2 separate regions of the Homo sapiens genome follow, and region 2 is linked to region 1. A link is an interaction called in ENCODE POLR2A ChIA-PET data of the cell type or tissue named here. Cell type or tissue: GM12878. All regions are shown on one strand. Links, peaks and the distances in the headings refer to the core of each region. The heading gives the core; the rest is flanking DNA. Region 1 overlaps MAPKBP1 (mitogen-activated protein kinase binding protein 1). Region 2 overlaps RPAP1 (RNA polymerase II associated protein 1).

The links. Peaks named below come from ENCODE experiments on the same cell type or tissue, not always from the same donor. Only the 100,000 strongest peaks of a DNase experiment are listed, where the experiment ranks them.
Region 2: POLR2A ChIA-PET joins it to region 1 with 17 read pairs; 6 of 35 experiments call an interaction of 5 or more read pairs at or near these places.

Annotation. Positions count from the first base shown.
Region 1 is chr15:41,777,791-41,790,100 of GRCh38, reverse strand. The region is part of intron 2 of MAPKBP1 (mitogen-activated protein kinase binding protein 1); the gene reads right to left. Among named protein-coding and RNA genes, the nearest start is that of MAPKBP1, 9.5 kb to the right of the region's middle. In GM12878, for the core only: no CTCF peak of the experiment used is centred there; a DNase peak (open chromatin) is centred at 7,004; H3K4me3 peaks cover 904 bases; H3K27ac peaks cover 1,220 bases.
Region 2 is chr15:41,527,435-41,539,744 of GRCh38, reverse strand. It overlaps RPAP1 (RNA polymerase II associated protein 1), which reads left to right. Exons shown (of 25, transcript NM_015540.4): 2 at 2,544-2,800; 3 at 3,096-3,244; 4 at 3,527-3,616; 5 at 4,113-4,233; 6 at 4,810-5,031; 7 at 8,543-8,722; 8 at 9,766-9,881; 9 at 10,177-10,275; 10 at 11,409-11,510; 11 at 11,718-11,885; 12 at 12,140-12,310. The coding sequence starts at 2,620. Among named protein-coding and RNA genes, the nearest start is that of RPAP1, 11 kb to the left of the region's middle. In GM12878, for the core only: no CTCF peak of the experiment used is centred there; no DNase peak of the experiment used is centred there.

The DNA of each region.
Region 1 (12,310 bases), core at 2,651-10,650:
ACTTCACACAGATCATCTCATTTAATACTCTTGACAACTTCATGAAGGACTAGTATTATCTCCATTTTACACATGAAAGAGTAAGTAGTGAGTGGAAGAACCAGGATTTAGACCTGGGGCTGTCTGGTTCCAGAAACCATGGTGCTTTGAGGAGAGAGTTCAAATTCTCTAGCACCAACAGAATGCTACAGTTTCTGAAACAGCACACAGGGAAGTCACTATGCCTTTGTGCAGGCATCAGGGACAGGTCTGAGAGCCAAGATAGAAGGCAGAGGGCCACAAGTCAGACAATAGAGACCTTTCATGCTATATTTAACATTAACAAAAAAATTTAGCAGAACTTATCAGTAGCTAAAGTGGGTCTAAAAAATGGGTTCTGACCTCTCCTCACTGAGATGGTTCCAAGAAAGAGGGAGGGTCTTCCTAATGCCAGAGTATCCCATGTGGTCAGAGCTTGCCCATGTCCAGCCTATGCTATAGCCAAATATAGACAGCAGACACCCATTTCCAAGCCAACTGGCACTGCAGGGTCAGAAGCAGGAGAAGCTGATTTCGTATGCAGATGGAGGAAGAGGTAAGGAAGGCGTCAGACTAGAGGGAGAGGGAATGAAGGACCCAGTTATATTAATAGTACAGTCATCAGCACGTGCCCAAGTCCAGAGAGCAGATTTAACAGCTTTTACAGTGCCTGGTACAGCCCTTCTGCCCTCTCTTTCTCTTCCACAGTTATCAGAAAGGCAAGAAAAGGAGTTATCTCAATGTAAGCATGCAGAATTCGGGTGGGGGTGGAGTTGTAGTTTTTTTTTTTCCTCTAAAGTCAGTCCTCTCTACAGTACTACAGCAAAACCAGAACCACAAACAAAGCTTTATGAGCTAAAAATCTGGTCATCAAAAGGATCTAATTCCTCTACACACCTGATTTTCTTAAACTCTTGCTTTTCTATTTTGTAACCAGTGAGAATATTAACTGTTCCTTATCTGGACTAAGTGTGCAAAGTGAATGTGTCTCCTGGAACAAAAAGGGGAGTGTGGAGGGCTCTCAGTGCCCCTACAATCACACAACTTATGCCATGAAACTCTCCAGGGAAGAAGGAAGGTTTCCTCAACCTATTCTCTACAAAATGCTCACTTCATGCCAACACCCCAGTTTAGGCCTTCAACACATTCCTGGATATAGCAATGGATTTCTAATCAATTTCCTTACTATAGACTCTTTCCTCCCCTCCTCCAACCCATCAGCGTGTAATTTTTCCACAGCATAGCTTTGATCCATGTTTCTCCCCTGCCCAAAAACTTTTTCAGTCACTCCTTCCTGTCAACTAAATAAAATATAAATGTTTTAGCCTAGCATTAATGAACTCTGCCCTTCTCATAATTCTATTTCCTACTACTCACCTATTTGAATCATGTGCATCTGTCAATCTGGACTATTCATTTTTCTGGAAAGAAGCCTTGGGGCTTTATAGCTCATATGCTTCTTCTAACCTTCCCTTCCACTACCCTATACTGAAATCCTACCTTTCCTTCGAGGACCAGCTCAAATGTCACATCCCCTCTGATTCTTTCTGTGATCGCCTGGCCAGAAATGATTCCTTCCTCCTCCGTACTCTTACAGCAGCACCTAATTTGCATCATTCACATGGCATGCACTGCTTAGAACCTTGTAAAGAACTTCTATTCTTTATGGATTTGTCTTATCTCTCCTACCAGTCTACACACTCCTGGAGGGCAGAAGTTGTATCTCATATAACTGTATGCTTATAGCACAGGGCACAGTGTTTAATATATATTTGTTGAATCAATTTTTTAAATACTCAAAAACATTTTTAAAAAACTTAAAATCATGGCCGGGTGCGGTGGCTGACCCCTGTAATCCCAGCACTCTGGGAGGCCGAGGCGGGTGCATCACGAGGTCAAAAGTTCAAGACAAGCCTGGCCAACATGGTGAAACCCCATCTCTAATAAGAATACAAAAATTAGCCGGGCATGGTGGTACGTGCCTGTAATCGCAGCTACTTGGGAGGCTGAGGCAAAAGAATTGCTTGAACCTGGGAGGCGGAGGTTGCAGTGAGCTGAGATAGTGCCACTGCACTCCAGCCTGGGCAACAGAGCAAGACTCTGTCTTGGGAAATAATTAATTAATTAATTAAAATAAAAAACTTAAAATTTTTATGAATACTCTTTGGTTAATCTTATTAAGTTTTTTTTACCTCCTAGGGAATTCTTCAACTATTTATCAATGCCACCCCTAGAAGTTGTGGCAGGAAGTAAGATTCTGATGCCTTTCCAGAAAGACAGAGGAAGGCCTGAATAACATAATCCATGTGCCATACATGATTACAAACAGAACACTCTTATCCCTGACTTTAGTAAAGACATGCATGGCATGGCTCTTCACAAATCTGACCTAAGTTATAATTAAAGAATGTGTTCGCGGCCGGGCGTGGTGGTTCATGCCTGTAATCCCAGCACTTTGGGAGGCTGAGGTGGGTGGATCACAAGGTCAGGAGTTCAAGACCATTCTGGCCAACATGGTGAAACCCCATCTCTACTAAAAATACAAAAATTAGCTGGGCATGGTGGCGGGTGCCTGTAGTCCCAGTTACTCGGGAGGCGGAGGCAGGAGAATTGCTTGAACTTGGGAGGCAGAGGCTGCAATGAGCCGCGATCACACCACTGCACTCTAGCCTGGGCGACAGAGCGAGACTCTGTCCCTGCCCCCCACCCAAAAATAAATAAAATAAAATAAAAGCGACTATGTTGATCAAAAAGAGCTTTAAATGCCCTTGATAATCAGAACAGTGTTATCTCTAGGTGCTGGAATTATGGATAATTTTTCTTCTTCTTTATGCTTTTCTGTATTAGTTGTAACAAATCTTTTCAGAAAGCACATGTACTTCAAAAAGTATCAAAAAATATTTATCAAAGCTAACCAAGGAGATATTTTTGAAGATATTAGAAACTGGCCAGGCACAGTGGCTCACACCTGTAATCCCAACAGGAAAAAAATCTACTTTGAGAGGCCTAGGCAGATGGATCACCTGAGGTCAGGATTACGCCTGTAATCCCAGCTACTCGGGAGGCTGAGGCAGGATAATCGCTTGAACCTGGGAGGCAGAGGTTGTACTGAGCGGAGATACTGCCACTGCACTCCAGCCTGGGCGACAGAGCAAGACTCAATGTCAAAGAAAAAAGGAAATGAATTGTCTCAAATTCAACAAGCTAATCATTAATCTTCAAGAAAATATTTTTATGTCCTATTACTTCTTTAAAAAACAAAAAAAGCTTATTATACCTATATATATATATATATATATATATATTTTTTTTTTTTTTTAGACGGAGTCTGGCTCTGTCGCCCATGCTGGAGTGCAGTGGCGCAATCTTGGCTCACTGCAAGCTCTGCCTTCCGGGTTCATGTCATTCTCTTGCCTCAGCCTCCTGAGTAGCTGGGACTACGGGCACCCGCCACCACGCCCAGCTAATTTTTTTGTATTTTTAGTAGAGACGGGGTTTCACCGTGTTAGCCACAATGGTCTCTATCTCCTGACCTTGTGATCCGCCCGCCTTGGCCTCCCAAAGTGCTGGGATTACAGGTGTGAGCCACCACGCCCGGCTATACCAGATATATTTTTCAATAGCATTTGTGCATAACTGCTTTAATAAAATGAGCATACGGATTTTAAATTTTAAACATCTTAGATTTACATATGAAATACACATGTTTAAATTGGAGAGACTTCCATCTTTATTTTTTTTCTACTTACAAAAATAATGCAGGCTCTTTGTGAAAAATTTAAACATTACAGAAATATATAATGGAGACAGTGAAAGTCCATCATAATCTACTATCCCTCCCTGAGATAACCAATATTAACAAGTTTGGTATTTATAGCCTCATTTTTTAGTATGCATATACTAACATATATATATGTTTTAACAAAAATATAAATAATCATTAACATAAAAAAGTATTATACAATTTGCTTTTTTCCCCCATTCAAGATATCTTGTATACTCTTCCACATCAGTACATATAGATTAACCTCATTCTTTCTGGCAGGTACAAGGAATTTCATCTTATTGATGTACACCAATCCCCTACTCATAGGTACCTGGATAACTTCAAAATTTCACTCTTATGAATAACACCAAAAAATTCAATTAGATACACCTTCGTGCAGTATGAGTGTCTGCACAGAATAAGATGCCAGAATTATAACTGCTGAATCAAAAGGTATGAATATGCAAAATTTTCTAATAGATATTACCAAATTGTCCTCTAAGAAAGTTGGATTAATGTATGTTTTCACCAGTAGTGTAAGGGTATGATTGCACCTATATCTTCACATCTTCATGTATCTTTATTTTTTTAAGCAAAAAAAAATTTTTTAATAGATTATTTTACTCTGGTCACAACATTAGAAACTTAAATAACGGGTTATTTAATTAACACACGTCACATTTTCACTTGGCCTGTAAATTCTTAGACAAAAGGCTAATTCATTTCTCAAATTATTTGTCAATATAAATTAGACCCAAAAGAAAAAAAATTATTTCTACATCTAGAGAAGCTTTTGCTGTTAAAAAGCATGCTCATCACCCCGGTGGTTTCTAAACAGATAAAGAAAAAATTAGGACTCCCCTCTACTCCTGGAGTTCACTGGTTTGACATTTTAAAAAAATTCCCCCCAAAATCATAGTCATAGTCCTGAAATACATTACACACAAGTTAGTATCAAAAAGAATTTCTGCTAAGCCTTCCTTTTGGTCAGTATTATCGATACAAGTTAGAATATTGGCAAGAAAAAGGTACTGAAGATAGTTCACAATAAAAAGCCATGCAGAAAGGCTGATTAAAAATGTTGGAACAGAAGAGGCGAGCCTACAAAAAAGGACCTCTCACAAATGGAAACTTGAAGGAATAAAATCTTGCTAACAAATTAGAAGAAAATTCCTTGGTATTCTAGATATCTCAGACACTGATAGTATTAGCAACCCCTTATAGCTGTGAAGTTATTTAAAACTTACAATGTGTTTTCAAATTCATTAAATCTCATTTAAATCTCACAATGGCCCTGGGAGGGAGTCTAGACCTAGAACTCCTAGCCTCAAGCAATTCTCCCACGTCATGCCTCCTAAGTAGCTGGGACTACAGACATGCACAACCATGCCCAACTAATTTTTTTTTTTTTTTTTTTTTTTTTACAGATAGGGTTTCGCCATGTTGCCCAGGCTGGTCTTGAACTCTGGGACTCAAACGATCTGCTCGCCTTGGTCTCCCAAAGTCCCAGCTAATTTTTTTTTTTTTTTTTTTTTTGAGACGGAGTCTCGCTCTATTGCCAGGCTGGAGTGTAGTGGCGCCATCTCGGCTCACTGCAACCTCTGCCTTGTGGATTCAAGCAATTCTCCTCCCTCAGCCTCCCGAGTAGCTGGGACTACAGGTGTGCGCCACCACGCCCAGCTAATTTTTGTACTTTTAGTAGAGACGGGGTTTCAGCATGTTGGCCAGGATGGTCTAGATCTCTTGACCTTGTGATCCACCCGCCTCGGCCTCCCAAAGTGCTGGGATTACAGGTGTGAGCCACCACGCCCGGCCCAGCTAATTTTTTTAAAAAAGCTTTTAGAGATGGGATCTTGCTATGTTGCCCAGGCCAGTCTTGAACTCCTGGCCTCAAGTGATCCTCCCGCCTCAGCCTCCAGAGTAGCTGGGGTTACAGGCCCAAGCCACTGTGTCCAGCTCATATTAACTCTTGAGAAGCTCTTTTCACTAGCCAGTTCTAGGTTTGTCATGAGGCAGTATCTCAGTGACAGCTGCTGTACGGGCCTTACAAGAGAACCCAAAGCAGCCTGGAGAAAGAACATCATAAGCAGAAAGGACATGTTGAGAAAAGTCAGCAGCAGGTTATTATGTTATATGAAAACAATCATGGCATACAAAGATACTGTGCCCTCTCAAACAGAAGCCAACCAATGAATGTCAGGGTAATGGAGGTAGGCCTGCATGTTACAAGTTTAGTCCTGACAAGCAGCTGCTTGCTTTTCTCCAAAGCAGTAGCGTAGAGGTGCAAGAATCAGAGTTTCTTTTTTTTGAGACGGAGTTTTGCTCTGTCACCCAGGCTGGAGTGCAGTGGCGCGATCTCGGCTCACTGTAAGCTCTGCCTCCCGGGTTCACGCCATTCTCCTGCCTCAGCCTCCTGAGTAGCTGGGGCTACAGGCACCCGCGACCACGCCCAGCTGATTTTTTGTGTTTTTAGTAGAGACGGGGTTTCACCATGTTAGCCAGGATGGTCTTGATCTCCTGATCTCGTGATCCACCCGCCTCGGCCTCCCAAAGTGCTGGGATTATAGGCGTGAGGCCAAGAATCAGTTTCTGAGCATGCTCCCAGCTACGCGCCCACAACTGCAAACTGCCTATGGGCTGTTCTCCATCCAATCCATCTGGCTTGGGGCTCCCTCTGCTCAGGACAAACTGAGGGAGTACAGGGAAGCAGAGGCCTTTAGACCTCATACTTTTGCACCTATAATGTTATCACAATGCCTATTTGAGATAAGAAATAAAAAGAACAGACATTCGAGATTAGGCAAGACAAGGTACTTGCTCAAAGAACTTTGCAACCTGGAGCCAGCATGGCCACATGGAGTCAGGCAGGCAAGTGACCTCATTTCTGCTCATGTTCAAATTAACTCATCAACCAACTGTCATCATCCAGGTCAGCCTGGACATGGGACATTTTAAGTCCATTTTTTCCCAACTGGAAGAGGTATTTCCACCAGCTACTCTCCACAGCTTCAAAAACAAGGTCAGTTGTATGCTAACAAGAGATAACAAAACAGTGGAATTCAGAGGAAAACAGGGAGAGACCTGAAAGAGCACCTCAAGAGCATGAGCTACAAAATCAACCAGCCAACAAAGAGCACAACAGTTTGAAGCCCCATGATACCCACACACAAAAACAACCAAGGCATCCGTCGGTCTGCCCTTCACTCCCCAACCAATCCCAAGAGAGAAGCAGCAACCGCTTGTGGCTTCTGGTCATCTGGAACCACACAGCTGCACCCTGCCAACCTGACATTCACATACCCACAGAACCAAGGTTGCACAGTTTCTGACAAGAACAGGCAGCAGAAACAAAAGTTCAGGAAATCTGGAGCTGGAGGTGGGAAGAGGAGTAAGGATATAGATGGACAAGGGTTACTGAGTGATGGATCTAAAATAATAGTCTGAGAAATTCATTAAATTGACTTTTATAAGGAATGTTGGGGACAAAGTATTTTTTTTTTAAGGAACTGTCCCTTTTTTTTCCCCCTCTTTGGGAACTGTCCCTTTTTCTAAGCTGAGTGCATGATGTGCCCTTTGACTATGGCAATACTAGGCACACTTCTGCAGTCAGTGCCATGCTGTGCACATGAAGGCTCCCTGGGAGGAATGCAGAATAAAGATTAAGTGTGGGCCCTGGAGTTCAGAAAGCCTCTATTTGAATTCTTGCTTAGCCACTCACTGGCTATGTAACTACCAGCTACTCACCTGACCTCTCTTATCATTAGTTTTCTTAACTACAAAATGGGGTGGTAATAGTATTTATGGTAGACTTCTGTAAAACTTGAATAAGATAGTATATGTAAAATGCTTAGCACAGTGCCTAGTACATCCTCACCCACCCTGATGACAACATTCGCATCACGTCCCTCAGAAACTGCCAATACCTTACCATTGTTCTATTTTTTCACTTGGGCAGTGGTTACACGGGGAAATCATTTATCATTATTTATAATACAATATTATATTTGTACACTCTCTTAATGTCTGTTGTATTTCATAATTTTTTTTTTTTTTTTTTGAGACAGAGCCTCGCTATCTCCCAGGCTGGAGGGCAGTGGCGCGATCTCAGCTCACTGCAAGCTCCGCATCCCGAGTTCACACCATTCTCCTGCCTCAGCCTCGCGAGTAGCTGGGCCTACAGGCGCCCGCCACCACGCCCAGCTAATTTTTTTTTTTTTTTTTTTTGTATTTTTAGTAGAGACAGGGTTTCACCGTGTTAGCCAGGATGGTCTCGATCTCCTGACCTCATGATCCGCCCGCCTCGGCCTCCCAAAATGCTAGGATTACAGGCATGAGCCACTGCGCCCGGCCTGTATTTCATAATTTTTTAAAGTCTTGTTTTCTTAAGTGCTAGCATCTGTAACAGCATCAGCCAAACTTATGAAGAAAAGACCAGAAGAGCCACTAAAGGAAGATGGGTCTCAAAGGCTGATGAGAACTGTGATAAATAAGGAGCAACACTCAAATCCTGAACCACCAAATAAACTTTCTTCTCAGGATTTCTCCAAAAGAACATTTGACAAAGTGGAAAAAAAAAAATCAGCCATATGGTTTCACAAAGGGTTGTTCTAAGATCTTCAAGTAAATTAAAATCTCAATTATAAACAGAGGGGCAGACAGTTTTTGTTTGTTTTTAAGATGGGGTCTCACTCTGTTGCCCAGGCTGGAATACAGTGGTGCCATCATAGCTCACTGCAGCCTCAAACTCCTGGGCTCGAGCAATCATCCCGCCTCAGCCTCCTAAGATGCTGGGGCTATAGGTGTGCACCACCATGCCCGGCATAGCAGGGAAAGGAAAATATCTTTAGCTTCATTACAGTTTTAGGAGGAGAGATAAGGCATATAAACTTTAAAATCCCAGCAAGAAAAAAAAAAAAACAAAAAAACCCACAGCATTGTTTTACCAAATAGGGAAGCAACCAAAAAAAGCATTGCACACTTTTGGAGGCCGAGGCAGGCAGATCACTTGAGGTCAGGAGTTCGAGACCAGCCTGGCCAACATGTTGAAATCCTGTCTCTACTGAAAAAACAAAAAGTAGCCAGGCATGGTGGCACATGCCTGTAATCCCAGCTACTCGGGAGGCTGAGGCAAGAGAATCACTTGAACCCGGGAGGTGGAGGTTGCAGTGAGCTGAGATCACGCCACTGCACTTCAGCCTAGGTGACAGAGTGAGACTCTGTCTCAAAAAAGAAAAAAGGAAAAAAAAAAAAGCAAAAAAAAAGCATTGCAAACATTGTGACAAAATGAGAGGGGGGAATTTACTCCCTTGAAATCTAGGAGGAGCTATCCATACTGTAAACTCATTCTTCTGTTAAGTGTCCTTCAAAACCAGAGGAAAATAATGTGACCAATGAAGAAGCACTGGACCTGTTGCTATAACTGTTGAAAGGAAGGAAGGAAGGATTTGGAAAATCTGGACATTCAAAAATACCAACGCTAAAAATCCACACTACCCAGTCTGGCTGTCATACTCACTTTTATTTCTTGCCTTCCTCACCAACTTTTTTTTTTTTTTTTAAGGTAACAGAAGTTAAAGTAAAATCCACAAATGGGGTAATAAACACCCAAGAAGGTAGGCAGGTCTCATTCTATACCTCTACTGAGAATTGCTATGAAAAGGAAGCTGCCAGAAAACCTGGCTTTGTCCTGCATTAAACAATGGAGCCCAGAGGAGACGCTTAGCCTGGAGCAGTGGGAACATGAAGTATAATATAACAAATCCTTCTGAAAACACTGTAGCTTTATTTCTTTAACAACACTGCAGTCTGAACATGAAGTAAAACCAACGGATACTCTGAGGATGAGTGGGACAGACCATGTGCTCAGAGAAGCTTAGTTTGAATAAACATAGCCCCAATTTCAAACCTTGGACTGTTTTCTCCAAACAAAGGGTCAGTGATAACAGCATCAAGCCCAACTTCAGACTCAGAGGGTTGGTGGGGAGGTTACAGATGTCAGGCTGAAGCCTCATTTCTACCTGTTTTTTCATCAGTCAAGAAATGAAAATACACAGGTGACAAATGAAAGACATTCAAAATACCAGCAGGAAATAAGACATTGACTCAAATCCAAGAAGGGAACCTGCCCTAAATTGCAAACTGAAAGAGAGAAAAACTTGGAAAGCAGTAGTGCTCTTCCACTTTGAAATGAGTGAGGCCAAGTAGGTGAGAGGAGGTTTCGAAAGACAACTCCCAGCCTGAAGAGGCTGGGCTATTTTTAGACAGTAAATGAAGAGGTGTTGGGTCCAGGGAGAGAAGCATCCTCTCTCTCCAGTGAGAATCACTTTGAAGGCTGAGGGCAGCTGCAGGCACCGGAAGGAGGGATGAAATGGTGATCAAAGAAACAAAACTAGGAGAACATTGACATTTTTCATTGTATACCACCTGTTGTGAGGATCTCAAGACACTTCACAAGCCTTATTTCAAGAGACCTCAGAGACAGAAAATTCAACAAGAGCTTTGAAGGTCATTCACAAAGGCTGGTGAGGGGCATAGCTGCTGGCCACAGGGACATCCACTCTTAGTCATCTATTCTATGTGGAGAACTCAGAGCGTGTGTATTGAACACTAAGAAATGACTGGAGCCTGGCGCAGAGGCAAGCACCACTAGTCCCAGCTACTCAGAAAGGCAGGGGCTGGGCATGGTGGCTCATGCCTGTAATCCCAGCACTTTGGGAGGCTGTGGCAGGAGGAGCCCTTGAGGCCAGAAGTTTGAGACCAGCCTGAGCAACATCGTAAGACTCTGTCTCTACAAAAAACAAAAATAACTGGCCGGGCGTGGTGGCTCATACCTGTAATCCCAGCACTTTGGGAGGCTGAGGCAGGCAGATCACGAGGTCAGGAGTTTGAGACCAGCCTGACCAACATGGTGAAACACCGTTTCTACTAAAAATAAAAAAATTAGCCCGGCGTGGTGGCACGCGCCTGTAATCCCAGCTACTCAGGAGGCTGAGGCAGGAGAATCGCTTGAACCCGGGAGGCAGAGTTTGCAGTGAGCCGAGATCACGCCACTGTACTCCAGCCTGGGCAACAGAGCAAGACTCCGTCTCGAAAAAAATGAGTATGTTTCCCCAATACCAAATCATATATGCGTTCAAACACTGAGCAAAAGCTGAAATTAGAGTATTGCCACTTTTTCTCCTTCATGAAACCCACCCAACCAAACTCTTCTTAGAGTCACTTCTCAAAAGGCTCGAAGTACCACCACACAACTATACAGGAAAAAAACTTGGGGAAACAAATAGAGAAAGAAGAATTAGATTTACAATTAAAAAAACACAACTAGAAGAAAGTCATCTTACCCATTGTTTCCAGAAGGAATAATATAACCTAGATCAGATTAATGGCTCTTAAGGAGGAGGACGATCTCAATACCTCCTTCAGTTACTTTTTAAAAATCTAGCAACCCTCCAGCACAGACAATCCTTTTGTAACCCTAACTTAAATCTTGCCTGCTGGGCTTTGGTCCATTTCTATCCTTTGTCCTTGAAAACAAGCCCAGCTCCCTCCACATAAAAATCTTTCAGAAACTTTCAGAGGAGGAGGGTTAGCTATCAAGAACACATACATTTGCTTCTTAAGGAAAACACAGCCCAACTTAGAGATGAGAGGCAGGAAATGACAAGTCTACAGGATTTGAACTTGGGTATTTACTGATAACTTCAAGTCACACTTCACCAAGACTAAGCTGATTTAGCATAAAACTTTAAATCAGTCTTTTCCAATGTACTCCACTGAAGAGACTCCCCTCCCTCTGAAAAAGCTTAATAAAAATCTCAGCACTCATCTACTCTTTGATGTAACTTAAATCTCCACCTCCACTGGCTCTCTCACACCAGCTTTTAGCCATATTTTTAACTAGGTCTCCCCTGAATTAAGAACCCTTTACTGAGCACTGCTTTCTGCATACGTGGACTTCTTCTCTCTTATGTTCTTCACACCTAATTAGGCTGCATCTCTACTTCTTTGTCACCATTTTATTAATCGTAGTTTTGATCTCTCTTCTAAAGAGGTCATAAATTCCTCCTGATTATTTTATTCACCTGGATGTCCAAGTTTATCCCGCACTATATTTGACATCTTTAAATTAGTCTCATTTATTTTTTTTAGTACTTACTGCCTATCTTACACTGTCCTAAACGGTGTGATGTAAAGGAAATAAAGAGCATGACCCCGATCCTTAGGAAATGAAGACATACATAAAATAACAATAAGATATTGGTTTCAAGGTGGGGGACTAGTCACAGAAAGCCCTGTGGCTCTGATAAATACAGAATTGGACCTAAAAATAAGTGTACAATTTGGTGTAAAGGAGAAGGCTACTTTAGATAGAAAGAACAGTATAATTCAAAGCAGGAGGCCATCTGAAGTAAGAGCTGCATAAAAGCTTTCTGACATTTCCTTCTTTGCCCCCCAAAAGGGGCATGTACCTTTTTGTCTTCAAATTTTATTTGAGAATTAGCTATCCATGAATCACAAATTTCCTGT
Region 2 (12,310 bases), core at 1,575-9,574, 250 kb after region 1:
TTTTAAAAGTTTACAGGCCAGGTGCAGTAGCTCAGGCCTGTAATCCCAGTACTTTGGGAGCCCAAGGTGGGCAGATTTCTTGAGCCCAGGAGATCGAGACCAGCCTGTACAACATGGTGAAATCCTGTCTCTGTAAAAAACACAAAAATTGTGGGGCACGGTGGCTCACGCCTGTAATCCCAGCACTTTGGGAGGCCAAGGCAGGTGGATCATGAGGTCAGGAGTTCGAGATCAGCCTGACCAACATGGTGAAACCCTGTCTCTACTGAAAAACTACAAAAAATTAGCCAGGCATGGTGGTGGGCGCCTGTAATCCCAGCTACTCAGGAGGCTGAGGCAGGAGAATCACTTGAACCTAGGAGTCAGAGGTTGCAGTGAGCCGAGATCGCGCCATTGCACGCCAGCCTGGGCAACAAGAGCAAAACTCCGTCTCAAAAAACAAAAAACAAAAAACAAAAAAAAAAACAAAAATTAGCTGAGTGTGGTGGTGCATCTGTAGTCCTAGCTTTTTGGGAGACTGAGGTGGGAGGACGGCTTAAGCCCAGGAGGTAGAGGTTGCAGTGAGCCAAGATCACGCTACTGCACTCCAGCCTGGGTGACAGAGCCAGACTCTGTCACAATAAATTAATAAAGTTTACAATTCATGGCTTTTAGTATATTCACAAGGTTGAACATTTTCATTACTCCAAAAAGACGCTCCATACCCATTAGCTGTCAATTCCCATTTCCCTCCAGCTCTCCTAGCCCCTGGCAACTACTAATCTACTTTCTGTCTCTATGGATTTGCCTATTTTGGACATTCCATATGAACAGAATCATACAATATGAGGTCCTTTTTGGCTAGCTTCTTTCTTTCTTTTCACTAAATAAAATGTTTCTGAGTCATATAGCTTCTTTCACTTAGTATAATGTTTTCAATGTTTGTGCATTGGAACTTCATTCCTTTTTGTTGACAAATAAATGTAAGGTCTCTATGTTAATTTCTTTTTTGCCTTTGTGCCATGGTTACGTAAAGTCTTAACCTTTGGAGAAACTGGGTGAAGACTACATATGGAAACTGTTCATACTATCTATATAAATCTGTAAATCTAACATTATAACAAATCACAAGTTTAAAAAGTACATAAATTTACAGTATATAGAGAAAAATAGAAATATGCATATTTTATCATGATACAAAACATTTGATTGCTGACCTGTTTGTTGATTTTTTTTGTTTTTTCTTTCCTTTTTTATCCTCTAAGCCTCTGATCACTTATCATTGTCAAGGTTGAGCAGACAGAGAAGTGCATACATTCTGCAGCTTGAGTGCCTAACTTGAGATTCTGTTTCTGACATTTACTGTGGATTTGGGGCAATTAAATTAACTTTCTGTGTCAAGTGGGAGGATCACCCAAGCCCAGGAGTTTGAGGCTGTAGTAAGCTATGATAGCAGACTGCACTCCAACCTAGGTGACAGAGTGAGATCCTGTCTGTTTTTTGTTTTGTTTTGTTTTGTTTTTTTGACAGAGTCTCACTCTGTCGCCCAAGCTGGAGTGCAGTGGCTCCATCTCAGATCACTGCAAGCTCCGCCTCCCGGGTTCACGCCATTCTCCTGCCTCAGCCTCCCGAGTAGCTGGGAATACAGGTGCCCGCCACCACGCCCGGCTAGTTTTTTATATTTTTAGTAGAGACGGGGTTTCACCGTGTTAACCAGGATGGTCTTGATCTCCTGACCTCATAATCCACACGCCTTGGCCTCCCAAAGTGCTGGGATTACAGGCGTGAGCCACCGCATCCGGCCAATGCAATTGTTTTCTTAATTCCATTTTCTGCATGTTCTTTGCTAGTGCATAGACATACAATTTTTTTTTTTTTTTTTGAGACGGAGTTTTACTCTTGTTGCCCAGGCTGGAGTGCAATGGTGCAATCTCGGCTCACAGCAACCTCCATCTCCCAGGTTCAAGCGATTCTCCTGTCTCAGCCTCCCAGGTAGCTGGGATTACAGGCGCCCACCACAATGCCCAGCTAATTTTTTGTATTTTTAGTAGAGATGGGGTTTCACCATGTTGGCCAGGCTGGTCTTGAACTCCTGGCCTCAGGTGACCCACCCTCCTCGGCCTTACAAAATGCTGGGATTACGGGCGTGAGCCACTGCGCCTGGCCACAAATGTTTTTTATATTGATATTTTACAGCCCAAGGTTTTTAATAATTTACATACCTTTAGGCCAAGCATGTTCTCTCCAGTTTGATACAGAATCATCACCCCCCCATTATGACAACATTTATCTGCTCGGCCCCTGATGACATTTTCCTCAGGTCTCCTGCTGGTTGTTCCTGAGAGTTTTATCACCTATAGATTGTAAACAACCTAAGTTGGCTATAAATATTGTTGCTAGGCTGATGACATCAGGGAGGGCTGAAGACAGAGGGAATGGCAGTAAGGTATGAATGAGGAGGAATGAGTTCATGTTAACCCAAGGATAAAGAAGATCTTCGCTGTTGCCCAATAAAGAGAATCAGGGTTCAGTTGCAGAGGGCCCATATTCTTTCTTGCTCTTAGGGATGAATAAGAGGGAACCCCCACACGGAGACACTGCTGGAGAGAGTCGTACTGGGGAGGCAGCTGGAGCAGCAAGATGCTGTCGAGACCGAAGCCAGGGGAGTCCGAGGTGGACCTGCTGCACTTCCAGAGTCAGTTTCTCGCAGCTGGTGCAGCCCCAGCAGTGCAGTTGGTGAAGAAAGGAAATAGGGGCGGTGGTGATGCCAACTCAGACCGGCCTCCGCTCCAGGACCATCGGGATGTGGTGATGTTGGACAGTGAGTTCCCATGGATGTGAGGCTGAGAAGTAGAGAGGGTACAGCCTCGGGCCCCTCCCTCTTCCTGTTGTGGTTGGATTCAGACACATCATTATTATTTCAGACACTGCATAGCCTGTGTTTCTGCAGCCCCATTTTACAGAGGAAGAAAATGAGGCTCAAAGAGGTTAAATATCTTACCCAAGATGACACAGCTTGAGCCAGGGCCCCATGGCAGCTGTCTTTCTTCCCTAGCCTGCAGTGTCTTCCTAGGAAGGTGTGCATATACTCACGTTTGGGATCTTTTCTTTCTCAGATCTCCCAGATTTGCCCCCAGCTTTGGTCCCTTCTCCTCCAAAGAGAGCCAGGCCCAGCCCTGGCCACTGCCTGCCTGAGGATGAGGACCCAGAAGAGAGGCTGAGGAGGCATGATCAGCACATCACTGCTGTCTTGACTAAGATTATTGTGCGTCTCACTCTGGCTGAGTAGGATAAGATGTTCTAGGGCAACAGGGATATTGGATGCTCGGGGTGGGTGAGGCTTATCAGTGGAGGGTGCTTCAGAAAGGTAGACTTTTACCCCTGAGGTCAGGTTGGGGGCTGGGTTAGAATCACTGCCCTGAAGGGAGGAGGGTCCGTAACCCCCCAGAGTGAGGTTCTCATCGTTCAGAACTGGGCTAATAGGATCGGGTCCAGCCTGGGGAAGTTTCTCCATTGTGCTTCACAACTTTGTGCTTTGTTGCTACAGGAACGAGATACAAGTTCAGTGGCCGTGAATCTGCCTGTGCCCAGTGGTGTTGCTTTCCCTGCTGTGTTCCTTCGCTCGCGGGACACACAGGTAGGCAAGGGTAAGCTTAGGTGGTGCTCAGGAGACAGACAGGTGAGTCTCATAGTGCATCTTCTCCAGGCAGGTAGTTTTAATGATGATAAGCAATTTAATTTACAAAGCAGGATCATACTAAGCACTTCATACCCATTACTTCTTTTAATCTTCATAACAAACATATAAGGCAGGTATCATGATGATACCTTGGGGATGAGGAGTCCTTATTCCCATTTTTCATATGAGGAAACTGAGACCCCAAAGAGATAAATAACTTGTCCAACACCACACATCTAATAGGTAGAAGAGCCAGAACTTCAACCCAAGTCTGTCAGAGTCTAAGACCTTTACTCTTATAGACCTCTCCTTTTTCTGAGAACTAGGGTTGTGATCCCTGGAAATTGAGCAAATCCCCTTTTATCTCTTTGTTCCAGAGGCCTTGATATAAAGAGGTTGAGAGGAAAGTGGGATGATGAGCATCAGTAACCTGGGTTTTCTTTTTGCCCCACAGGGGAAATCAGCAACATCTGGTAAGAGAAGCATCTTTGCCCAGGAAATTGCGGCAAGGAGGATAGCTGAAGCCAAGGGCCCATCAGTTGGGGAAGTTGTGCCCAACGTGGGCCCACCAGAGGGTGAGCCGGGGTTGAAGAGGATTGGGCTTGGCCTTTTTAAAAGACACAATCATAGGGTCATTTTTGAAGATATGTCTTCCTGCCTCAAATGAGAGGTGCATTTGAGCCATCTCAAGTAGTCTGAGAATACTAGGTATGGGAGGCTTGGGTCCATATCTGGGTCTCAGGTGCTGGGAGTGGGGCAGGCCATTATGCAGTCCTAAGAGAAAGGGAATAGGGCAGAAGTGTCTGGCAGAGACTGTAAAATAAATGTGTTGGCCAAGATCCCTTTAATGATGCAAATTATTAGCTTAACAGCTGGGAGCAGGCCCCTGGCTATAGATGCCTGCCTAGATATCTAAGAGGAGTCAGAAATTAGGATGTTTCTGAGGAAAACCTTTTCATATAAGTACTAGGGAAGCAGTGAGTGGAGAAGCCACCTGGAGTCCCTGTGCCAGACCCAGTGGGGTCTCCACTCTGAGGAAAGTTTGGGTCTATACCTGTCTCCAGGGCTAATAGCCTTATAGAAGAAGGCCAAAAAGCCCAGTTAGAGCCCTGGAGGACAGAGCAATGAATGTGATCATACCTTTCTTCCAGGTGCCGTGACCTGTGAGACACCCACTCCTAGGAACCAGGGCTGCCAGCTTCCTGGGAGCAGCCACAGCTTTCAGGGACCCAATCTGGTCACAGGGAAGGGGCTCAGGGATCAAGAAGCTGAGCAGGAAGCCCAGACTATCCATGAAGAGAACATAGCAAGACTGCAGGCCATGGCTCCTGAGGAGATCCTGCAGGAACAGCAGCGGTTGCTGGCCCAGCTTGGTATGGGTGCCTGGCTTTCCTGCTGAGACCAGGCTAGGAGAGGAATACCACTTATTGAGCTAGGCTTACTGTGAGTTCCGGGCACTGTGCTGAGTACTTTAATGCTTTTTTTTTTTTTTTTTTTTTTTTTGAGATGGTCTTGCTCTGTCACCCAGGCTGGAATGCAGTGGCACGATCTCGGCTCACTGCAACCTCCACCTTCACGGCTCAAGCAATCCTCCCACTTCAGCCTCCTGTGTAGCTGGGATTATAGGCACACACCACCACACTCAGCTAATTTTTTTTTTTTTTTGGGGGGACAGAGTTTCACTCTTGTTGCCTAGGCTGGAATGCAATAGCACAATCTCGGCTCACCACAACCTCCGCCTCCCGGGTTCAAGAGATTCTCCTACCTCAGTCTCTCGAGTAGCTGGAATTACACGCATCTGCCACCACGCCCAGCTAATTTTTTTATTTTTAGTAGAGGTAGGGTTTCTCCATGTTGGTCAGGCTGGTCTCGAACTCCCAACCTCAGGTGATCTGCCCTCCTCGGCCTCCCAAAGTGCTAGGATTACAAGCATGAGCCACCATGCCCGGCCTTTTTTTTTTTTTGAGATGGAGTTTCGGTCTTGTTGCCCAGGTTAGAGTGCAATGGCGCGACGTAGGCTCACTGCAACCTCCGCCTCCTGGGTTCAAATGATTCTCCTGCCTCAGCCTCCTGAGTATCTGGGATTACAGGTGCCCACCACCATACCCAACTAATTTTTGTATTTTTAGTAGAGACGGAGTTTCACCATGTTGGCCAGGCTGGTGTCGAACTCCTGACCTCAGGTGATCCACTGGCCTTGGCCTCCCAAAGTGCTGGAGCCACTGCGCCTAGGTTTTTTTTTTTTTTTAAGACGGATTTTTCCTCTTGTTGCCCAGGCTGGAGTGCAATGGCGCAATCTCTGCTCACTGCAACCTCTGCCTCCCAGGTTCAAGCAATTCTCCTGTCTCAGCCTCCAAAGTAGCTGGGATTACAGGCGCCTGCCACCATGCCTGGCTAATTTTTTTATTTTTTGTATTTTTAGTAGAGACGGGGTTTCCCTGTATTGGCCAGGCTGGTTTCGAACTCTTGACCTCAGGTGGATCAAAGTGCCTCCCAAAGTGCTGGGATTACAGGTGTGAGCCACCGTGCCTGGCCCCCAGCGAATTTCTTTTAAGGTTTTTGTAGAGATGAGGTCTCACTATATTGCACAGGTTGGTTTTTGTTTTTTGTTTTTTGTTTTCAGAGTCTCCCTCTGTCACCCAGGCTGGAGTGGAATGGCACGATCTCGGCTCACTGCAACCTCTGCCTCCCAGGTTCAAGTGATTCTTGTGCCTCAGCCTTTTCAGCAGCTGGAATTAGAGGTGTGTACCACCATGCTTGGCTAATTTTTTTTATTTTCAGTAGAGATGGGGTCTCACCATGTTGGCCAGGCTAGTTTCGAACTCCTGGCATCAAGTGATCCACCGACCTCAGCCTCCCAAAGTGCTGGGATTACAGGCATGAGCCACCGTGCCTGACCTTTAATGCATTATTCAGTTCTGTCCTTAAACTTGTCCTGTGAGGTAGGTGGTATTAACCCTATTTTACTTATGAAAGAAACTGAGGCCTAAAATTTAAAAGAAATTCTACCCAGGTCACACACCTTATAAGAAGCACAGGACACAGGATTTAAACCCAGATCTACCTGGTCTCATATGCCCTGCTTTTTTTTTTTTTTTTTTTTTTTTTGAGACGGAGTCTCGCTCTGTTGTCCTGGGTGGAGTACAGTGACACGATCTCAGCTCACTGCAACCTGTACCTCCCTAGTTCAAGCGATTTTCCTGCCTCAGCCTCCTGAGTAGCTGGGATTACAGATGTGCACCACCACACCCAGCTAATTTTTTTGTATTTTTAGTAGAGATGGGTTTCACCATGTTGGCCAGGCTGGTCTTGAACTCCTGACCTCCAGCGACCCATCTGCCTCGGCCTGCTGAAGTGCTGCGATTTTTTTTTTGAGATGGTCACCGTGCCCAGCCGAGGCCCTACTTTTTAACCACTGTGCTATGTATAACTGTACTACCCTGGTATAGTATACACTATGCTTTATTATAGCTATACTCTAGTATATGTATAGTCTCTTCTACTCTGTGATACTGTTCTATGCTATGCCTCACCCCTAGTGTCTGTTCACCAAAATGCCAGGCACTCAGTCAATCTTGTTACCCACTGTATACTAGCACCTCTATAGAGTATAATACGTGTTAGGGCTCAGTATGGTGCCTTGCCCTGTAATTCCAGCACTTTGGGAGGTTGAGGTGAGAGGATTGCTTGAGGCCAAGAGTTTACGACCAGCTTGAGGAACATCATGAGACCCCATCTCTACAAAAAATAAAGATATAAAAAATTACAGCCAGGTGTGGAGGCTCACGCCTGTAATCCCAGCACTTTGGGAGGCTGAGGTGGGCGGATCACAAGATCAAGACATTGAGACCATCCTGGCCAACACGGTGAAACCCTGTCTCTACTAAAAATACAAAAATTAGCTGGGCGTGGTGGCACACGCCTGTAGTCCCAGCTACTCGGGAGGCTGAGGCAAGAAAATCACTTGAACCCGGGAGGCGGACCTTGCAGTGAGCCGAGATCGTGCCATGGCACTCCAGCCTGGGCGACAGAGTGAGACTCTGTCTCAAAAAAAAAAAAAAAAATTAGCCAGATATGGTGGTGCATGCCGGTAGTCCCAGTTACTTGGGAGGCTGAGGCGGGAGGATTGCTTGAGCCCAGGAGTTTGAGGCTGTGGTGAGCTACGATTGTGCCACTGCACTCCAGCATGGGTAACAGAGCAAGACCCTATCTCTTTAAAAATATATATTTACAGCCTGAGCAACATGGTAAAACCCCGTCTCTAGTAAAAATACAAAAATTAGCCAGGCGTGGTGGCAGGCACTTTTAATCCCAGCTACTCAGGAGGCTGAGGCAGGAGAATCCCTTGAACCTGGGAGATGGAGGTTGCAGTAAGTTGAGATTGCACCACTGCACTCCAGCCCGGGCGACACAGCGAGATTCCGTCTCAAAAAAAAAAAAAAAAAAAAAAAAAAAAAAATATATATATATATATATATATATATATGTGTGTGTGCATAAATAAATTAGCTAAGAGAAGGAAATTCTTTCTGTAAATGCCTTCTTTTTGGCCCTAGTCAACATTAACTTATTCATTCTACAGCCACTTACATTGGAACTGTGACCTGAAACCAAAGGGATAGGCATAGGAACCTGGGCCAGTGGACTGTGAGGGATAGAGGGAAAGGTGGGCAGGTGGGCAGGTGGGCCTAGTGACCCCACAGGTGTGAGAAGGCTGGGTCATTGATGGGCCACAGGAGCACCCAGAAGGCTCAGGCCCAGGCTCGGAAGCAGCTTGTCCTGTCCTTGGCACCCACAGACAGGCGATATTCAGCGGGTTCCAGGTCTGTAGGAGGCCAGGGAGGATCTACCCTCACTCACTCTCCCCTCTACCTTCGCCTCTAGACCCCAGCTTGGTTGCTTTCTTGAGATCTCACAGCCACACGCAAGAGCAAACAGGAGAGACAGCCTCTGAGGAGCAGAGGCCAGGAGGACCCTCTGCTAATGTCACCAAGGAGGAACCCCTCATGTCAGCTTTTGCCAGTGAGCCCAGGAAGAGAGACAAGCTGGAGCCAGAAGCCCCAGGTTTGCAGGAGGCGGGGGTCATATTTTGGTGGATAAAAGTAGGGGAAATTGTCCCTTTTCCTAGGCCTGGCAAATGAGAGAAGAGAGAAGCTTCTGTGCTTTTGGACATCTAACATTAATCCTCATTATTGGCTTCAAGTCAGTCTTCATTGCTGATGCATGTCTTCTTCCTGCACATGCTTCCTGTTTTCTTGTCCTGTTACTGCCCCTTCTCCGCCTTCCCTTTTAAGAGGCAGCAATGCGTGATGGCTGAATCCCACTCCACCCGCTCCCGGCAGACTATCTTCCTGTCCTTGCTGTAGCTGCCCCAGCTCTGGCTCTGTCCATCCCACTGTTCTTTCTCTCTCTGCTCACAGTGCTGGGGGAAAGATGGCAGGGCCAGAGTAATAAGAGAGGCAGAATCTGACAAAGATCTTATGAACATGCCAGACCAGAAGCAGAGAGGCCAGTGGAAGCACTCATTTCCCAGAAACTAGATTATTTCATTAGTGATTAACAAAATAAGAAATTGAATTATGAGAGCCAGGAACCTCATGCCCCCGGAGGAGCTCCAGGCCAGCTGAGCAGGTTGGGTGGGGGTAGGCGTGAAGGAGGAAAATGCTGTGGGATTTGTTTCTGTATCCTGCCCCCCAGGAGCAGTATAGTTGCCTCCTCCTCATTGTCCCCACTCTCCTACTCCTTTAAGGGCTGGTACTGGAAAGTGGAGATGGTGCCTTCCTGACATATGTGGTCCTCCTTCTTCATCTTTTTCTCCTTTCTTTCTCTTTCTTCCTTCTCCTTCTCCTCCTCTCTCCCCTCCCAACAAATCCTTGGGGTCAGCAAGGGGCTGGAGCCCAGGATGGAGTGTGTCTGTCATATTTGAGACTTTCACCCCAGCCCCAGGAGTTCCAGTCCCTGGGCCATGCCATTTAGCCATAACCGAGGGTAGAAGCTGGCAGATCCTGGAACAGAAGTGGATGTGGCAGCTGCTGGGTGATGGTGGGGACCCCTGTGGATAGTGAGCTGAGCCGTTTGGGTAATACTATCATGCTTTGTCTCCCCAGCTCTGGCATTGCCCGTGACCCCTCAGAAAGAATGGCTGCACATGGACACTGTCGAGCTGGAGAAGCTCCACTGGACCCAGGACTTGCCCCCTGTCCGGCGGCAGCAGACACAGGAGGTGAGGAGGGCCACCTGGCCTACAAGGGGTGGGTGAGATAGGGCAGGAGAGGAGCTGCTGCTCTTGCCCTCAGAACTCAGGCCTTTCTATTGCCCAGAGCCTGAGAAGCATCTCTCCTTTGCTCTCACCCACCTTTACCATCACTCTGCCTGGCCCCCAAGGCCAGATAAGCCCCATTTCTGGTAGAAGTAGAGTCAGTACCTAAGTCCTGAAAGGCCTGGGATTAAAGGTGGGGAGTGGGTGTGGGAAGGTTGCTGGAGCCCCCAGACCACAGTCCTCTTTCTCTTCCCATTAGAGGATGCAGGCTCGATTCAGTCTTCAGGGAGAACTACTGGCCCCTGACGTGGACCTGCCCACCCACCTGGGTCTGCACCACCATGGAGAGGAGGCAGAGGTGAGGCATGGGACTGGAGAGGATGGGGCAGCTCTTTTAACAACCCCATGGAAAAGGATCTCTGGTCAACTGCCTTTGACCTTCTGTGTGCCCTGTTCTAGTTCATGCCTTTGCTGTGCATTCAGTTTCTTTTTTTGGAGACAGAATCTCGCTCTGGCCCAGGCTGGAGTGCAGTGGTATGATCTTGGCTCACTGCAGCCTCCACCTCCTGGGTTCAAGCCATTCTCCTGCCTCAGCCTCCTGACTAGCTGGGATTACAGGCGCATGCCACCACGTCCAGCTAATTTTTGTATTTTTAGTAGAGACGGGGTTTCACCATGTTAGCCAGGATGGTCTTGATCTCCTGAGCTTGTGATCCGCCTGCCTCGGCCTCCCAAAGTGCTGGGATTACAGGCGTGGCATTCAGTTTCTTAGGCTCAAAATCTTGATCCTCTCTCCGTATTCTGGTCAGTTGCTAGAATTTGCCGATCTTCTGTCACCTCCTCATGATGCCTCCTGCACTGTGGCCTTGCTTCCTTGGTCTGCTCACTCTCCATGCCCTCCATTCTCCGCCCCCCTGCCATTCCATGTCTCTCGGGGCTGCTGTGCTGATTTCTTCTGGCCCAGCTCAGGCCATGCCTTGCCTCCAGAAGTTTCCCAGCTTCCCTCTGCTCACAAAATAAGGTTCTGGTCTCAGCTGGGCAAGATATTCCTTCTACCTTTTGTCCCTGCTGACCCTGCTGCTCTGCCTCCTTCACTTCCTGCTACACCACTCTGCTGGCTTCTCCCCACATACCTCCTGTGCTCAGGGCCCTCCAGGACTCCACTCGCTCCAGGAAATGCCTTTGCCTTTTGCTCCATGTCAGGCCATCAAAGCTCTACCCATCCACTGAGACCAATTTAATTTTCCAGGTTCCCTTCTCTCTCTCTCCTGTCCGCCGGTCGCAAATTAAACATCAGTTATCACGTTCCTCTGCATCTGCCTCATGGCATGGTTACTTGTATGCAAGTCTTATCTTTACCGGCTTGAGGCTCCATGGAAAGCAGGGCAGATTTCACTTATTTATCTTTGTCTTTCCTGTGATACCTTGCTTGGTGTTTTGGGGGCACTGTGCTGTATCCTGGCTGCTTCTGACTTCTTGTCCCTGCCCCAGAGAGCGGGGTATTCCCTACAGGAGCTGTTCCACCTGACCCGCAGCCAGGTTTCCCAGCAGAGAGCACTGGCACTGCATGTGTTAGCCCAGGTCATCAGCAGGGTGAGTGGATTGCCAGCCTGGTCCTGCCCACCCTTCCCTTCACCCCACAGCCTCAGACTTCCCCATCTCCTGCCCTTTTCACTCTGGCTCACTAGCCAGCTATGTGCTTTTAACAACCTAGGATCATAGGGGGGCAAACGAAGGATTAGGGCAAAGCCTCTAGATAACTTCAGCATCTTCAGCAAGGTTTTACCCTCCTGCCCTCAGGCCCAGGCTGGTGAGTTTGGGGACCGGCTAGCAGGCAGTGTCTTAAGCCTCCTTTTGGATGCTGGTTTCCTCTTCCTACTGCGCTTCTCCTTGGATGACAGAGTGGATGGGGTCATTGCAACCGCCATCCGTGCTCTTCGGGCTCTGCTGGTGGCTCCTGGAGATGAGGTACCACAGGGATAGGAATGGGGCTTGGGCTGGGAGGTGCCAGGGTCCATATTCCTGTTCCTGGGCATGGCCCCATTGCTAAGGCTTTGCGGGCAAGATGTAGAATGGGATGGCAGGCGTCTCCCTCATCTCCTAAAGTCCCTAAAGCCCAGGAGGCTTGCCTTTATGGTTTTTATTGGGGAGCATCCTCTCTACTCCTGGATCCATTTCCTGGCCCCTTCAGCATTGCCCCCCAACTCCCGTTCCTCTGGCAGGAGCTCCTCGACAGCACCTTCTCTTGGTACCATGGAGCTTTGACGTTCCCTCTGATGCCCAGCCAGGAGGACAAGGAGGATGAGGACGAGGATGAAGAATGCCCAGCAGGAAAAGCAAAAAGGAAAAGCCCTGAAGAAGAAAGCCGGCCTCCACCTGACCTGGCCCGACAT